2 separate regions of the Homo sapiens genome follow, and region 1 is linked to region 2. The links are chromatin loops, found by intact Hi-C in ENCODE. Cell type or tissue: PC-3. All regions are shown on one strand. Each heading gives the region's core, and the rest is flanking DNA. Links, peaks and the distances in the headings are about the cores only. Region 1 overlaps SPTLC2 (serine palmitoyltransferase long chain base subunit 2). Region 2 overlaps SPTLC2 (serine palmitoyltransferase long chain base subunit 2).

The links. A loop is a pair of places that touch in the nucleus more often than their neighbours do. Peaks named below come from ENCODE experiments on the same cell type or tissue, not always from the same donor. Only the 100,000 strongest peaks of a DNase experiment are listed, where the experiment ranks them.
Region 1: it touches region 2 in a loop (9-fold over the local background); 19 of 110 quality-filtered maps call a loop at or near these places.

Annotation. Positions count from the first base shown.
Region 1 is chr14:77,561,383-77,564,196 of GRCh38, reverse strand. SPTLC2 (serine palmitoyltransferase long chain base subunit 2) reads left to right here. Exons shown (of 12, transcript NM_004863.4): 6 at 1,708-1,801. Among named protein-coding and RNA genes, the nearest start is that of SPTLC2, 54 kb to the left of the region's middle. In PC-3, for the core only: no CTCF peak of the experiment used is centred there; a DNase peak (open chromatin) is centred at 1,326; H3K27ac peaks cover 1,046 bases.
Region 2 is chr14:77,610,949-77,613,762 of GRCh38, reverse strand. The region is part of intron 1 of SPTLC2 (serine palmitoyltransferase long chain base subunit 2); the gene reads left to right. Among named protein-coding and RNA genes, the nearest start is that of SPTLC2, 4.3 kb to the left of the region's middle. In PC-3, for the core only: no CTCF peak of the experiment used is centred there; no DNase peak of the experiment used is centred there; H3K4me3 peaks cover 1,010 bases.

The sequences.
Region 1 (2,814 bases), core at 34-2,533, 49 kb after region 2:
GCAGCAGCACAATTTCGGCTCACTGCCTCACTGCCTCAGCCTTTTGTGTAGCAGAGATTTGAGGCGCCTGCCACCACGCCCAGCTAATTTTTTTGTGTTTTCTTTTTAGTAGAGATGGGGTTTTGCCATGTTGGCCAGGCTGGTCTCGAACTCCTGACCTCAAGTGATCCACCCACCTTGGCCTCCCAAATTGCCAGGATTACAGGCATGAGCCACCATGCCTGGCCACTTCATTTTTAATCTGTACATTTTTAACCAGGTAGCTTTTTTATCTTAATAAATACTATGTGCATAATAAAAATTTCAAACACAACTACTGTTACAAGTTTCTTAAGTATTCCTTTAAGAATATTCTGTAATAAATAAGCATGTATATATATAGTTGACCCTTGAACAACATGGTTTGAACCATGCAGGTCCACTTACACGTGGATTTTTTTCAACCAAATATGGAGCAGAAATACAGTTTTCAGCCAGGCACAGTGTCTCACACCTGTAATCTTGGCACTTCGGGACGCTGAGGCGGGTGGATCACCTGAGGTCAGGGGTTCAAGACCAGCCTGGCCAACATGGTGAAACCCCATCTCTACTAAAAATACAAATATTAGCTGGGCCTGGTGGTGGGCTCCTGTAATCCCAGCTAGCTGGGACGCTGAGGCAGGAGAATCGCTTGAATCTGGGAGGCAGAGGTTGCAAGTGAACCAAGATCGCACCACTGCACTCCAGCAACAAGAGCAAGACTCCATCTCACACACACACATACACACAATATAGTATTCATGGAACACAAAACCCAAGTATATGGAGGGCCTGCAGGTCCCACAGGGCCAACTGCAGGACATGAGCATGGATGGATTTGGATAAATGTGAGGGTGAGGCAGTTCTGGAACCAAGTCCTCCTGTAGACTGAGGGATGACTGTGTGTCTTTGTATCTTCTCTCTTCTTTTTATTCTCGTGGGAGCATGCTATATACTTTCTGCACCCTTTTCATCTAATTGGATATTATGAGGCTATTTTTGACAGAGAAAAACCTTTTTCTGAGTTGAGATCTGACAGGTTGAAGGGCCCCCTGAGAGATGGAAGAGTAAGAACTGCAGTGAAAAAAAAAACCAAACCGAGATCTTCAACCTTTTCTTAGTTGCCTTAGCAGAAACTGATGTTTGTGTGTTAAAGCAAAGCTTGTTTGGGGATTTTTAAGACAAAACTGAAGCCTACAGTCCATGCTATGTGGGGAAAAAGTTAATAAGTAGGATCTTCCCTGGACTCTGGATATGAGTAGTAGTGAGAGAATGCACCATTTCCACAGACATGACCCCATCAGCTGCCATTTCCCACAGATAAACAGAACATGATACTAAAACTACATGGAATTCTCTCACGTAAAGAAACCAAAACGTTTTAGAGACGGATGTGTCATGTTTTAGATACAAATAAAGACCTGTTGCCATATATCTGAGTATTTACATCAGTCATGGGACTGAAGATATTAAATTAAAAGGCTAGAATTTTGCATCTACTTTTAAGGTGTCTTTACAAAAAACAAATGATCGTGTACACCTTTTTCCTCTTCTTAAAATTGATCACTGTGCTGTTGTGCACAATTTCCTTAATAAGATACAGCTATTAGTGTTTGTGGCATTTTGTGATTTGTGTAACTAACCCTTTCCCCTCCAGCTTCTTACCTTTCTGTTCCTGTGATGTTGCAGGGTTGCCTGATTCTGAGTGATGAACTGAATCATGCATCACTGGTTCTGGGAGCCAGACTGTCAGGAGCAACCATTAGAATCTTCAAACACAACAGTGAGTTTGCTGAAGAATTCACTGCTGGCCTTGGTTTTGCTATTCTTTCGATCCATGGTGGGAGTTAACATTAGTTATATTAGCACTTGAAAGTATAAATGAAGACAAAGTAGCAACATTTAAAATGTTCTTCCGGTCCAGTCTTTTAAAATTAGAGGTTGATGGAAGCCTCTTGTACAAATATAATACTATCCTTTTATTTGACCATGAAGTTTTCCATCCCATTTCCTTGTTTACAGATCCGTTACTCAAATACATTTACTCGATGACTATAGTGTATCTTGCCATAAGACTAACAGTATTTAAGTGAATAAATCAAGATCTCTGACTGGTTAACGAAGAGACTTAATAGATAAGCCAGTCCTTACAATATAGTGGACAGGTGCTGAAGTACAGCTATGAATAGATGCTGTGGGAGCACAGAGGAGGGTGGCCCTGAGCCAGACCTTTCCTCCCTCAGTGGAAATATCTTTGTGTATTATTAAAATGATTATTTAGAATAAAAATGCGTAACTTTCATAGTTAAAACACACACATAGGCAGAAAAGGTGACCAAACTGTATGTTAATAGCATCTTTTCCCAAAATGTGTACAGGCACAGACAAAAGTTTGGAAGAATGTATACCAAAATGTTAGGTGTGTACCCGTGGATGGAAGGATCATAGATGATAACATCATTTTTGTTTTTGTTTTTGTTTTTGTCTTGTCTAAAATGTTTTACAGTGAGAAATGAGATCTTATTAAATATCACTATGTAACCTGTTATTTTCTTTTTTTTTTTTTTGAGGCTAGAGTCTCGCTCTGTCACCCAGGCTGGAGTGCAGTGGCTCAATCTTGGCTCACTGCAACCTCTGCCTCCCGAGTTCAAGCGATTCTCCTGCCTCAGCCTCCCGAGTAGCTGGGATTACAGGAGCGCGCCACCACACCTGACTAATTTTTAGTATTTTTAGTAGGGACGGAGTTTCACTGTGTTGGCCAGACTGGTCTTGAACTCCCGACTTCAGTTGATCCTC
Region 2 (2,814 bases), core at 270-2,769:
AAAATACGCATACAGCTGTGTGTCATGCTTTTACTAAAATATGAATTTAGAGTATAACATTGTTGAGATGTAAATTCTTTTCCTCACATCTCCCACCATGTCTTTTAATGAACAGGAGAGAAGTCAGAAACGTCTAGGATCACTTTACACTCTCAAGAGTATGTTTCTGTGCTTGAAGAGATGAATGAATGTGTATAGTAAAAGAACAACTCTTGGATTTGGGTTTAGAATTTGATGAGCTAGATGCTGTGTTAAGGAGTTATGAAACAATCACACATTGCTGTTTAGTGATGACAGTAGACACACAGTTTTCACAATAGTAACAGTTGAACAATAGAGCAGTAATTTTTCCTCTCTGCTATTCAGATGAGTGGGAGGAGCACAAACCTTTATTTGAGGTAAGGTGTGGCAATTTGCCCGAGGGAAACTTTTACATTAGCATTGGAAAGAACCTTTGGGAGTTTATTTAATTCAGTCCTTTATCTCTTTGTAGGAGTTTATTAAAATCAGTCTTGATAGAAAATTCTGTACTGTTTTTAAAGATCTCCAGGGGATTTGCAGCAAGTTTTTCTCTATAGCAAATTGGATTATTATTCCATGATCTTAATTACCAAATTTCTTCCTGTGGATTTAACATTTGATGAAATAAATGCCATGTTTTGGTTGCACCTGAAATATAGTAGTTTGTTTGTGTGTTTGTTTTTAAAACTTCACGTTAACAGCTCTTTTTAAAAGAGCTTCCATTTCTTTATAGAAGTTTTGAGATTTAGGTTTTCCTTTTACTTTCCTGAGTTAGTTAATAAGTGTGAAAGAAAAAAAGTTATCTACCTTTGAGACAGTTTTGACCCTAACTTTTTTCCCTTTGGGTGTAGTTTTAATGAGATATTAGAAGGATGAGAGCTCTCTGGCTTACAGAATAAAAAATTCTATCTCAAGGAATTGGGGCAAAAGTTGTGTTCTTATGTTAAATAATAAGCAAAGTAGAAAGAACAAAGTGTTAGTCTTGCTTCTTAGGAGGAGGCAAATAAATAACTAATAAAGCTGGTTTACTAAATAGCTACTAGCTTTTGTTTCCACTGAGGGAGAAACAGTAACTGGGGGTTTATATGTGATAGTTAAGGAAAAGGAGACGATAGTTATGAGGCTAGAACAGTAGAAATAGTTAGAATAGTCATATATCTATTTAGATTTAGCAGATCCTGATAAGATACCTCAGATACCTGAAGGCTTTTCAGAAATAATGTAATTTACAACTTGGAGGACAAGATTTTCATTTCAGTTTTCACTCTAAGGGGAAGCATATCTTGATTCTTACATAGCTGCATCTGAAGAATTCCAGAGTTATTTGAGATACTCAGGAATTTTCTTTAACAGGAATTCTTGGGAAATGTGTAAGCAGCTATGTTCTTAAGATAGTATTTTAGAACTAGGATGTTCAGAAAAGTCAGACTTGCCCACTTTTTAGGGTTTGCCCATGTGCCATAGAAATTTGCACCGCTTTGAGCAAGACAGTTAATTGGTTGATTTAATTAGATTCAGTTTTTGGAAGAAAGAAGCAGTGTTTATTGGTAGAATAGGCAATTCAGAGGGATGGGTAGAGGCACTGTTTGCATTCTGAGTGGGTGTGCCATACTTGATTAAATAAATGGTTTGTGGACTCAAAGTCAGTTCCCTTCTGGGTAGTTTCTGAGAAGCTTCTGTAATATAATTCACAATTTGTGACCGATAAAAAAGTAAGTCCTTTGCTCTTGACCCATTTACTGTTAGAAAATTTATCTTAAGTTTGTCTTTAAGACTACTTTTTATTGCAAAGCTTGAGGCAGCTATTCTTCCTTTTTTAAAAAAATAATTTTTACTTCTCATTATAGAAATAATACATGTTTAATGTGGGATCATAAAACATTGAGATAATCTCTGCGTTAGGTTTTTTTTTTTTTGAGACGGAGTCTCACTCTGTCGCCCAGGCTGGAGTGCAGTGGCGCCATCTCAGTTCACTGCAGCCTCCACCTCCCGGGTTCAAGCGATTCTCCAGCCTCAGCCTCCTGAGTAGCTGGGATTACAGGCATGCGCCACCACGCCTGGCTGATTTTTGCATTTGTAGTAGAGACAAGGTTTCACAGTGTTGGCCAGGCTGGTCTCGAACTCCTGACCTCAGGTGATCCACCTGCCTCCGCCTCCCAAAGTGCTGGGATTACAGGCGTGAGCCACCACGCCTAGCCGGAGGTTTGTTTTTTAATGTGGTCTATTGTAAATCCATCTGCTACTTTCCGTTAATTTCTTTTCTTTCTTTTTTTTTTTTTTTTTGGCGAGATAGGGTCTCGCTCCAGCCTGGCCTGCAGTAGCACAGTCATAGCTTACTGCGGCCTCAACTTCTCGGGCTCAAGCGATCCTCCCATCTCAGCCTCCCAAGTAGCTGGGTCCACAGGTGTGCACCACTACAGTGGGCTAATTTTTTTTTTTGAGACAGAGTCTTGCTCTGTCACCCAGGCTGGAGTGCAGTGGCGCGATCTTGGCTCACTGCAAGCTCTACTTCCCAGGTTCACACCATTCTCCTGCCTCAGCCTCCCGAGTAGCTGGGACTACAGGTGCTCACCAACACACCCGGCTAATTTTTTTTTTTTTTTTGTATTTTTAGTAGAGACAGGGTTTCCCCATGTTAGCCAGGATGGTCTCGCTCTCCTGACCTTGTAATCCGCCTGCCTCAGTCTCCCAAAGTGCTGGAATTACAGGCTTGAGCCACCATGCCTGGCCTTTTTTTTTTTTTTTTTTTGTAGAGATGGGTCTTACTATGTTCCCCAGGCTAGTCTCTTTTTT